Regions from separate parts of the Homo sapiens genome. Here region 2 is linked to region 1. The links are chromatin contacts, found by Hi-C in ENCODE. All regions are on one chromosome and are shown on one strand. Each heading gives the region's core, a stretch centred on a gene start or an enhancer-like site at or near the end of the contact. The rest is flanking DNA. Distances are from core to core; before and after follow the strand shown.

Region 1 (4,677 bases), core at 1,450-3,949:
AAGGTGGAGGTGGTGGGGAGAGGAGGATCCCTCACCTGCTTGAAGGCTGCCTCTTGACCTAACCAGGGCAGACCACCCAGCTCTTTCCCAAGATGCTGGCTCTAGCTCTGGCCAGGAGGTGGAGGTGGGATGCAGAGTCCACACTCCCTCCCTCCAGCTCCCACGGAGAACACAAAGACCACACAGCAGCCCCTCCTGGGCCCTACTTCAAGAAGAACCAACAGCAGCAGGCATCCAGAGGCTTGAGCCACACATCCGCAGGCCTCCCTGCTACTCCTTGCCCATTTCATCCCTCCTGCCCCCAGGCACAGCACTCTGGAAAAGAGCTCTTGCCCAGGTCAGACAAGCAGACCCCCTGGAGTGACCCCAGGGCCTGCCCTCTGCTTGGGGACTCAGCTGCAGACCAGGCAGGCCATGCCTGGCACTGGCCTCCCTCTTTGACACCAGCCGTTCCCCACCCCCACCCCCATCACCACACAGGTCACATCTGCTTTGGCAAACAGCCAGTCTTAAGTTACTGACTCCAGTTATATTGATTCAAGGAGTCACTGGGGACCCCAGCCTGGCCAACAGGAGGAAAGAACCCATCAGTCCGTCCACCCTTCCATCCCCAAGCCCCAATGGATGCCCCCAGCTCAGTGCCTATCAGGAGGGTAACAACCCTCTCCTGGGCGTGGAAGGAAGATAGCAGGCCCACCACCGCCAAACACTGCGAGTGGCTGTTGAGTCGCGCAGTGCTCAAGGCACACAACACTCCTTGAGCCAGAAAACCGGGAGAACCACCAATTTCCTGTGCTCAAGGCTAGCTCTGGGGATCTCCACAATCCAGAAGGCTAAGGTCTAAGAATCTTCTCTAATCCCGGAAAGCCACCTGCCTTCCACCGAGGGGGAAGGGTCAGACAACCCTCTTTTGACCTGTGTCCAGTTCCTCCTGGCCTGGCCCCTTGCAGCACTAGGTGGGTGGGGGCTTGGGGAGCTGACGCTTCCTATTCCCTTTGCCCGCCGCCCCCCGACCCCCACCATGCAGAGGCAGCCCTGGTCTGGTTCTAATCGGGGCTGAAGTCGGCTCCCTTTTTCGCTCTTCTCTCTCCCTCCCCCCAACCCTTTTTCCTTCATTTCTACGGCTTTGGAAGCCAGAGCGTTCCAACTGTCTGCGTGCCAAGACCTTCCCGAGTCTGAAAGCTGCTGAAGTAACAGATCAGATTTTAGCAAGTGCTTTCCAGGCCGAGCGCCAAGCCCTCTTCTGATTCACGGAGAGCGAGCGAACCGGGAGCAGGCGGGGAACCAACGAGGGCTGCACCACCTTAGGCGAGGGAGTGCGGAGCGCGGCCCATCCGGGAGCGGCCTCGCGGGCAGCGGCCACTCGGCCTAGGCGCCCTCGAGCTTCCCCTCGTCCCGGGCATGTGTGTGTGTCTGTGTGTGTGTCTCAGTGCTGCAAGCGCCTTCAAAACCACAGAGTAATTTACAACTGAAGCTTTCTCCCTGGACTCGAAATCCACTCGGCTGAAAGTCTTTTTGTTTGGAAGCGGCGATGTTAAGGGAAGGTTGGCAGAGAAAATCCCTAGGTCCTACCCCTCGCTGGCTGCGGGCAGGGGTCTTAGAGCTGGGTATATTGTTGCGGCTGAGCCCGCCGGCTCTGCGGGATCTCCTCCCAGCCGAGGCCGACAGTGGCCGCGACAGCCAGCGCCTCCTCGGGCCCCGCGGCAGAGCCCCTTGCCCTTGGCCGGTTCCCCGCCGGCGCAGGGCGCACGCGGAGCCGCCCTTCCGCGCCCTGGGAACAGGTGCACTGGGCTCAGCGCCCAGGAGGGGTGGGGCACAGGGAGGGGGCGCGGCCGGGGAAGGGGGGTCGGCGTGTACCGCGAGGCAGGGGCGGGAGGAGGTCAAAGTCAGGAGCCCACGTACCTGTACCTGGAAGCACAGCAGCAGGAAGTGTAAACACCTGCGGGAAACAGATGGAGAAGCGGTCAGTGGGACCTGAGGAAGGGGGCGCACGGACAGACAGACACGCAGTCGAAGAGTCAGGTGAACCGACGGGCGGGCAGACAGAGGTACAGGGCACAGGCATACGGACAGACAGCCAGGCAAGGTGGGCAGCCCCGCGCGCGGGCGCTTACAGGCAAGTGCAGGCGGAGGGCGCTGAATACATCGCTGGGCGGGAGGGAGGCGGCGGCTCCTAGCCCAGCCTGCACATGTCCGCTCCGCGCGGCCGGGACCGGGCGCCTCCGCCGCCGCCGCCGCCGCCGCCGCCGCTGCTGCTGCTCCCTCCTCGCCGGCTGCTGCTGCTGCAGACTCTGCTGCTCCGGGGCGCTCCGCGGCGCGCCCTGCGGCATCAGCGCCCCGCGCGGCTCCTCCCGAGCGCTGCGCCCTCCGGGCTGGCGCAGGGGCTGCGGGGCGGCAGCCGCTGTGCAGGAGGCGCCTGGCCGGTGCGGGGAAGCTCGCTCACTGCTGGCCGGCCGGCCGTCCGGGCGTCCGTGGGAGGCTGGCTGCCCGGCTCAGTCCGGGGACAGCATGCGCGGCGGGTCTGGAAGCCGAGTTGCGCTCTCCGGCCCGGGCGCGGAGCTGCGTGGGGCCAGGGGTCAGCGCTCCGGGGTCGGGGCGCGCGGCTGCAGCGCGAAAGCGTCACGGCCGCTCCGTCTGGGCGCCCGCCGGCTCATGTCTCCTCCTCCGCGTCTCTCCGGCCGTGCGCATCGCCGCCTCCCACCACTGGCGGCGGCCGGGGCGTTTTCTACGCGCGGGCGGCGAGGGGGCGGGGGGCCGGGGGCGGGCCCGGGCCCGAGCCGGCACAATGAGGATGCGGGGCCTGGGGGCTCCCCCCTCGGGGCGCGGCCGGACGGGCGCTCAGCTCGCCTGGGTGCGCCCAGCCCACATCAAAGGCGGCCCTGCCTGCTCGCCTGCCTGCCGCGGCCTCTCGCTGCCTCCTCCTCCTTCTCCTGGCGGCTCGGGGTTGGAGGGGAGGCGCTCAGACTCTCGGAGACGGGACCGGCAGCTCCAAAGGGGCAGGACCCGCGAGACTGAAGCTGGTGAGCGCTGGAAGCCGTCGGAGCTCTGCGCCCGAGCGCAGTGACCGCTCCTCCGCGCAAACGTTGCCCAAATTGGGCAGGCGATGCTCCCCAAGAACGCAGTTAGGTACGGAACGTCCTCACCTGCCCACATTCGCTACTCGCACTCACTCACCAGCGCTCTAGTGGAGAGCCGAGAGGGGCGGGTCAAACCCAGCCCCGGGGCGGCTCCACTGAATGGGGGTCGCTTTTACCCGCCCTGCGATCGTGGAGTTTCCCAGCCACCCTCTTGACTGGCTACCCACTTAAGTGAGCCCCCGTCCTCTTCTTACGTCCCTGCCGCTGCGAAGGGGGCTCCCGGGCATCTCTCCTTCCCACCCCTCGCCCCCTCCGGGGCTCTGGGGTCGGTTCACGGGATCCCAGCTGGACTCTCCCGTAGGCGAGCCAGCTTTGGAAACACACGGCTACCACCAAGCGGCCCCGAGACGTCACTGCAACCCCAGCACGGACGGCTGCACGCCGGGGAGCAGCCAGCAGGACTCTGGTCAGCGACCACGCTGAGGCCCTCTTCCGGCCTCCTCCCAAAACCGGACTAAGACTTGCCTCCGTTTGCATACTAGGCAGCTTCGTTCCTTTAACCAGGGCCCCATTCAGGACACTGGTTCTTACCGCCTCTGCCCCTTCCAGAGGCATAACTCCTGTCCTTCCCACCAACCCCAAAACGTAGGTGTTCTTGTCACGTACCTGCCTCACTGTCTAGAGCTGGTGTCAGCCAAGCTCTGCTTGAGCCTGATGCTAAGGAAAATAGGTCACAGTGAGAAAGACGCTGGAGGACAGGCTCAAGCAAAACTCAGGAATCTGGACTATTTGGTTAAAGCCTCCTTGCGTTGGCAATGGTTGATGGTCCACTGGAGCATAAACTGAGGTAGGACTGTCGAACAGTGCTATTTGCTGAAGCCATGACTATAAAACATTAGTAATTGTTCCAAATATCAGGCCTCCTTGCAAGCTATTTTAAGTTCCCTTTCAAAGCTGAGGCTATTTTAAACAGATAGCCTCTGTTTCAACATCGGACACAAGTGCAGAAAACCTTTTCAAAACCAGGTGCTGAGGGGGAAAATTCCTGCATGAAGCTTTTAAGCTGAATTTACTTAGACATTCTGATTGCCAGAGCTGGACTTGCAGAGTTACTCGTAACTTCCCAAGTTCTGGAGAAAATGAATCGATCCCAAGATAGGATGCAATGACCAACCATAAATAGAAATGGACAGAAATGCTCCCACCGATGACCCGAGTCATTGCCGCCGTCTTTGATCTTGCTTTATAGGAAGATTGACAAACCCAGTCGAGGAGTTTTTGGCTTACCATCTGCTAGTTTGAAGTATCTCCTGGCTAAGAATCATGCTTCCAATTTTCTATATTGTTACTATTTTTTATTACTTGTGAATGGAATGGGTATATAATTATTTATACCCTATCTAAAATGCTTGCAGTATTTTTCAATGCTCAAAGTATATTTGCCAATCTCACCTACCAAACAAATCAGACTGACCAAAAAGTCCAGCCAAGAGAACAGTTCTGAGTAAGAGCATAAACTCAGGAGTCAGAAGTACTGCATTTGAATACTGCCACCAACATTTACTTATAAATTCCAGCAAGCAACGGTTTGAGATTCTGC
Region 2 (4,677 bases), core at 918-3,417, 250 kb before region 1:
TTGGCAAAGTGGTCAAAAACAGGTTGCAAGAATAGTCTGGGCCAAGCCATTCCTCCATAAACTACAAAAGAACCCTAATTTCACAGTTCCTTAGCTTTAAACCAATTTAAGTATATTAAACCCTTCAGCATCTATCATCATGGTAGCTGGGTGGCGGGGGTGGGGGTGGGTACAAGTACAAAGACCAGAGTGAGGATAGAGCAATGTGTGAGAAAAACCTGGATTCTGGTATAGCTCTACTGCCAAGAATATCTCCCTGCCTGGAACAGTTGGAAATGCAAGAGAGTATTTTATGATTTGTCTGTTTGTTTGCCAATTTCAAAGAAATCTTGATGTAGAAAGTTTGAAAAACACATAGAAATATAAAGAAGTAGGAAAAAATCACCCATAATCCAATCATCCAGTAATAACCAGTTTACACTGTGGTATTTTTCTCTCTAGAGTTTCTCTCTGGGCTTTTGTTTTTTAAATAAATGTGATACTTGGCTTGAGACCCATCCACTTCCCAAACTGGATGAGATGAGGCCTGTAACATCCTGAAAATATATATATTTCAGATTGTAAAATGTAATATGCTCATTAGAGAAAATCTAAAAAAATTTCAACAAGGATGAAGAAAATTAAATTAAAATTCCACCACGTAGAGAATTAACATTGGGGTGAATTTCCTTCCCATCTTCTTTCTTTACATTTCTTTGATTATCATACACATGTTTACCTAATTTTGCATTCTACTTTTTTTCCTTAACATTATGTCATGAGCATTTCCTCCCGTTATTGCACATTCTTTCAAGGCTACATAATATTCCTGGGTATGGACATTACCTACCTTATTTAACTCTTCCTTTATAATGAATGTTCGATTTTCTGAGCATTAGTTTTTTTTACAAATGCTTGCCCACAGCTCTTTTATTTCTCTAGGATTGATTCCTTCAGGAGGAATTACTGGGTGAAAGTGGATGAATCTTTTAGAGAATATGAATCTTTTAACACATACTGCTACGTCGTCCTTTGGAAGGGCTGTAACTGGAGCAGTGCAGGGGGGTACCTACTCCATTATACCCTTGATTTAACCTTGAGAGCTCTGCCTGTTTTACTTTGCAAAACGCTATTGCTACTTGAATCATTCCTGAGCTAGGACCCAAAATGGCTACTGCCTTCACTGGGCATGGCTTTGTGACATTAAGTCAGCCAGTTAACTCTTGACTCCATTTCCCCATTCTTACCACGATGTGTTCTTTAAATTCAGATGATTTCAGCTTAAAGTTGGAAATACTGGTTCACATTCCAGCTTCAGCTTTTTAAGATTGTATTTCTTAATCTGCAAAATGGGAATAATACCTAGATTACAGAATAATGATGATTAAAAAACAAAACAAAACATCACAACAACAAAATACGTAAATTGCTTAACACCATGCGCGGCACATAGCAGATGCCCAATGAATATTACAATTATCTTCTTTCCTCTCTTTATCCTCAACATAGAAAGCATTTGAAAAGTCAGGAAAAGTAGCATTAATCTATCAGATTTCTAGTTGAAGAGACCAAAGCTCAGAGAAGTGAAGTAACTTGCCTAAAGTCCTGGTAGCTGGTAAAAGACAGCATGAGGTCCACTCCCAAGATCTAAAAGAGGGGACAGCTGCAGGGCTAAATACGGCCTAGGCATCTGTTTTATTTGGCCCACATAACCAAAAATAAGTAAGAAAATAGGATAAAATTAAATAAAGACAACGTTTAAAAAGAGGAGCTTTTACATCCAGATATGATTTCTGGTTTTTCTTGAGAAACATTCAATCTGGTGACGGGGCTGGTGGAGTCCACTGGTGCCTGTCCCCTTTGCAGAGGCCACGCATTTCCAGTTCTCCAGGTCTACACTGGGTGTCCGTGGGTTTGAGATACTGCGCGGTTCCTGGGTGCACTGGAGTTTGCGACCCCTGCTCTGACCCACTGTGATATTTCAATGTAGGGCTTCTGGCCACCTCCCAGGGTACGCGCTCCCGCTAACCTCAGACGGCGCGGGCCCGGACGCCCGCCCCGAGGCCGGAGAATTGCCCACCGAGCCAGGTCCTGCGGAGGCCCGTTGTAGTCAAAGAATGTGAACGTACATTGTTCTCCGCCCAGCCGCATTCATGCGGGGTGAGCTCACCCTGGCCCGCTGCCTCCTTCCCCCAATCTCTCCAATTAAAAACATATTACCTTCCCGCTCCGCCAGGAGCAGCCCTGGGCCGCAGCTTTATTTTATAAACACATTTAGACAAGTTCAAAAAGGAATGATTCATGCTGGACCTGAGCACTCCTAAAGGCGAGGGCTGCTGAGCATTTTCACAGGGCACGCATCCTGAGCCGGACCAGGCCCGGCCCTCGGGGGGTATCATCTCTCCCGCTCGAAGGCCGGGATTACCTGGATGCAGCTGGAAGGACTTACCCACAAGGCCACCTTTCGGCACTCCCAGCGCAGCCTCAGTCAGGGGTTGCGCCCAGACCAGATCTAGCCACCGGGGGCTCCCGGAGGGGAAGGGCGCAGGCCCTGCCCCTCCCCCGCTGGGAGGCTTCCTCTGATCCCCAATCCTGTCCCCCAACCCCAGTGACCCCTCCTCCTCTCTCCTGAGCGGCTCAGCTCAGAGGCTTCCAGGCCCACCCTACCACCCTGGGTGAATTCCCTCCTTCAACCCACTCCATGCAGCACTCCTGGAGGGTGTACCCTGGAGGGTCTTTTATGCTCTTTCCACAGAGCCAGGCTTAGTGTCTGGCACAAGGAAGGGCACGCGGCAGGTGTCAGATAGAATCACAGTAGCAAGAATGAGGAGCTTGTTGAACAGACAGCATTGAGAGGATGCCAGGCACATACTTAGTAATTTACATCTATTCTTTCATTTAATCATCACAAGCACCCTGTGAAGTAGGTGCTGTTTGTGACAAGGCCATTTCACAGATGAGGAAATTAAAGAGTGGCGGGATTCGGTTTCAGCTGGACTTTACCTACAGGGTTAGCCTTAGCTGTCAGAAGTGAAAGAGCCCATTGGCCATTTGATCTTGTCACTTGACTTGACAGGTCTACAAACGGAGGCCTGGACAGGGAAAGACGTCCCTGAGACTATAAAGGATGGCGTAGCCTCAGCAGGAGACCCAGCTCCCTGCCTCTGTGGGGCACCACGTCGTGCCAGCCCCTGGCATCACGCCTGACACATAGTACGAATTCAGTGGATATTTCTGAAGGAGTGAATTTTTTGTGACACTCCCCCTCAGACCTCAGTTACCCCGACTGTATCTTACTCATATCTGAATCCCCAGTGTCCAACATCAGACCTAGAACAAAGTAGGTTCTCTAAGGATATCTGTTGAAGCAATGGATCAGCGTCTGATTGTGCCATTAGCCACTGCACTTTAATCCTTCATTATTAGTTTACAGTTACTGGGTTATTAATTTTCTCTCCTCAACTGAAGGGTAAACATGGGATCTTCTCCCTCCTTCATAGGCACGGCTATGCTTGGCACACAGAGGTGCTAATTCCATGGATGATCACTCACTGGTTCTTGCCCTCATTACTCTCTATTGAGCACCTACTATGTGCCAGGCACTGTGCCAGGTTCTGGCCAAGAGGTGTGATACAAAGGCAAGTCCAACCATGACCCACCCCCAGGAATGACCACGGTAGCATCCCGCAGCAGCTGTCTCTGCTGGTGCTCACTGTGACCATGATGGGTGGGACTGTGGGGGCCTCGTCTAACTTCAGAGGAGTCTGGGATGAGGAAGTTGTCTGAAGTCCTTGGTCTTCTCTGCCCATTCTTCACCAGTCTTCCTAACCCCAGTCAGTCCAGTGGTGCCAATCACCAGGAGCAGGAAGTTGCCAACTGTATTCTGCTCATTGATCCAGTCACTCAACAAACCTTTATTAAGTGTCCACTGTGTGCCAAGTCCTGTAGTTGTAAGAAATAGACTGCACTTGGCTGGGCACGGTGGCTCATGCCTATAATCCCAGCACTTTGGGAGGCTGAGGTGAACGGATTGCTTGAGCTCAGGAGTTCAAGACCAGCCTAGGCAACATGGTGAAACCCCGTCTCTACTAAAAATGCAAAGATTAGCTGGGCATGGTGGCACATGCATGTGGTCCCAGCTACTTCACGGGGCTGAGGCTGGAGGATCTCCTGAGCCTTGGGAGGTGATTGTGCCACTGTACTCCAGCCTGGGAGACAGAGACCCTGTCTCAAAAAAAAAAAAAAAAAAAAAAGGAAAAGAAAAAAGAAAGGCAGAAATAGCCCACAGTCAGGAGCAACCTTGCCAGAAGTGTCTGTATTCATTAGAAGGCTCATGGGGCCAAGTGAGAAAACGTAGGTTCAGGCAAAGGGGGAACTGATGAGCACCTATCATCAAACACAGGGACGGCCTCAAGCACTGCAAAGAGTCTTTCTCTATATATCATATCTTTGCCTCTTCTTCTTAGGGCTGGCCTTTTTTCCCTTGTCACAATAAGATCATGGCCACTGTCAATATTAGGGCTCAGGATTCCCAACTTCACCCCCTTATCAGTCTAAATAGAAAATCCCCAGGGAAGCTGAAAACAGAAGAGAAGGTGCTGCTCCAATAACATAACAGAGTGGGTGACAATAAGCCTGTTTCTAGGTCATCCTTTTAGTGTCCTTGGCCTGTTTCATCTTGATTCCTATATCTAAGAG

Evidence for each region. A loop is a pair of places that touch in the nucleus more often than their neighbours do. Pooled maps may share reads with other maps.
Region 2: a map of ascending aorta shows a loop between it and region 1 (2.4-fold over the local background). The contact joins the enhancer-like site here to the promoter of FGF18 in region 1. A Hi-C loop is called at or near these places in 2 of 168 maps with a recorded cell type or tissue (ascending aorta and endothelial cell of umbilical vein) and 4 of 50 pooled maps.

What each region holds. Positions count from the first base shown.
Region 1 is chr5:171,417,669-171,422,345 of GRCh38, reverse strand. It overlaps FGF18 (fibroblast growth factor 18), which reads right to left and starts at 2,699. Exons shown (of 5, transcript NM_003862.3): 1 at 2,115-2,699; 2 at 1,903-1,939. The coding sequence starts at 2,146. RefSeq lists silencers at 2,193-2,272, 2,333-2,382, 2,523-2,632, 2,753-2,862.
Region 2 is chr5:171,665,462-171,670,138 of GRCh38, reverse strand. No RefSeq gene overlaps it. Among named protein-coding and RNA genes, the nearest start is that of SMIM23, 120 kb to the left of the region's middle. RefSeq lists enhancers at 1,314-1,891, 1,892-2,470. Within about 2 kb of position 2,167, at least 9 of the 41 ENCODE cell types and tissues checked have a DNase peak (open chromatin) inside an H3K27ac peak, as active enhancers do; they include ascending aorta, where a contact is called at or near this core.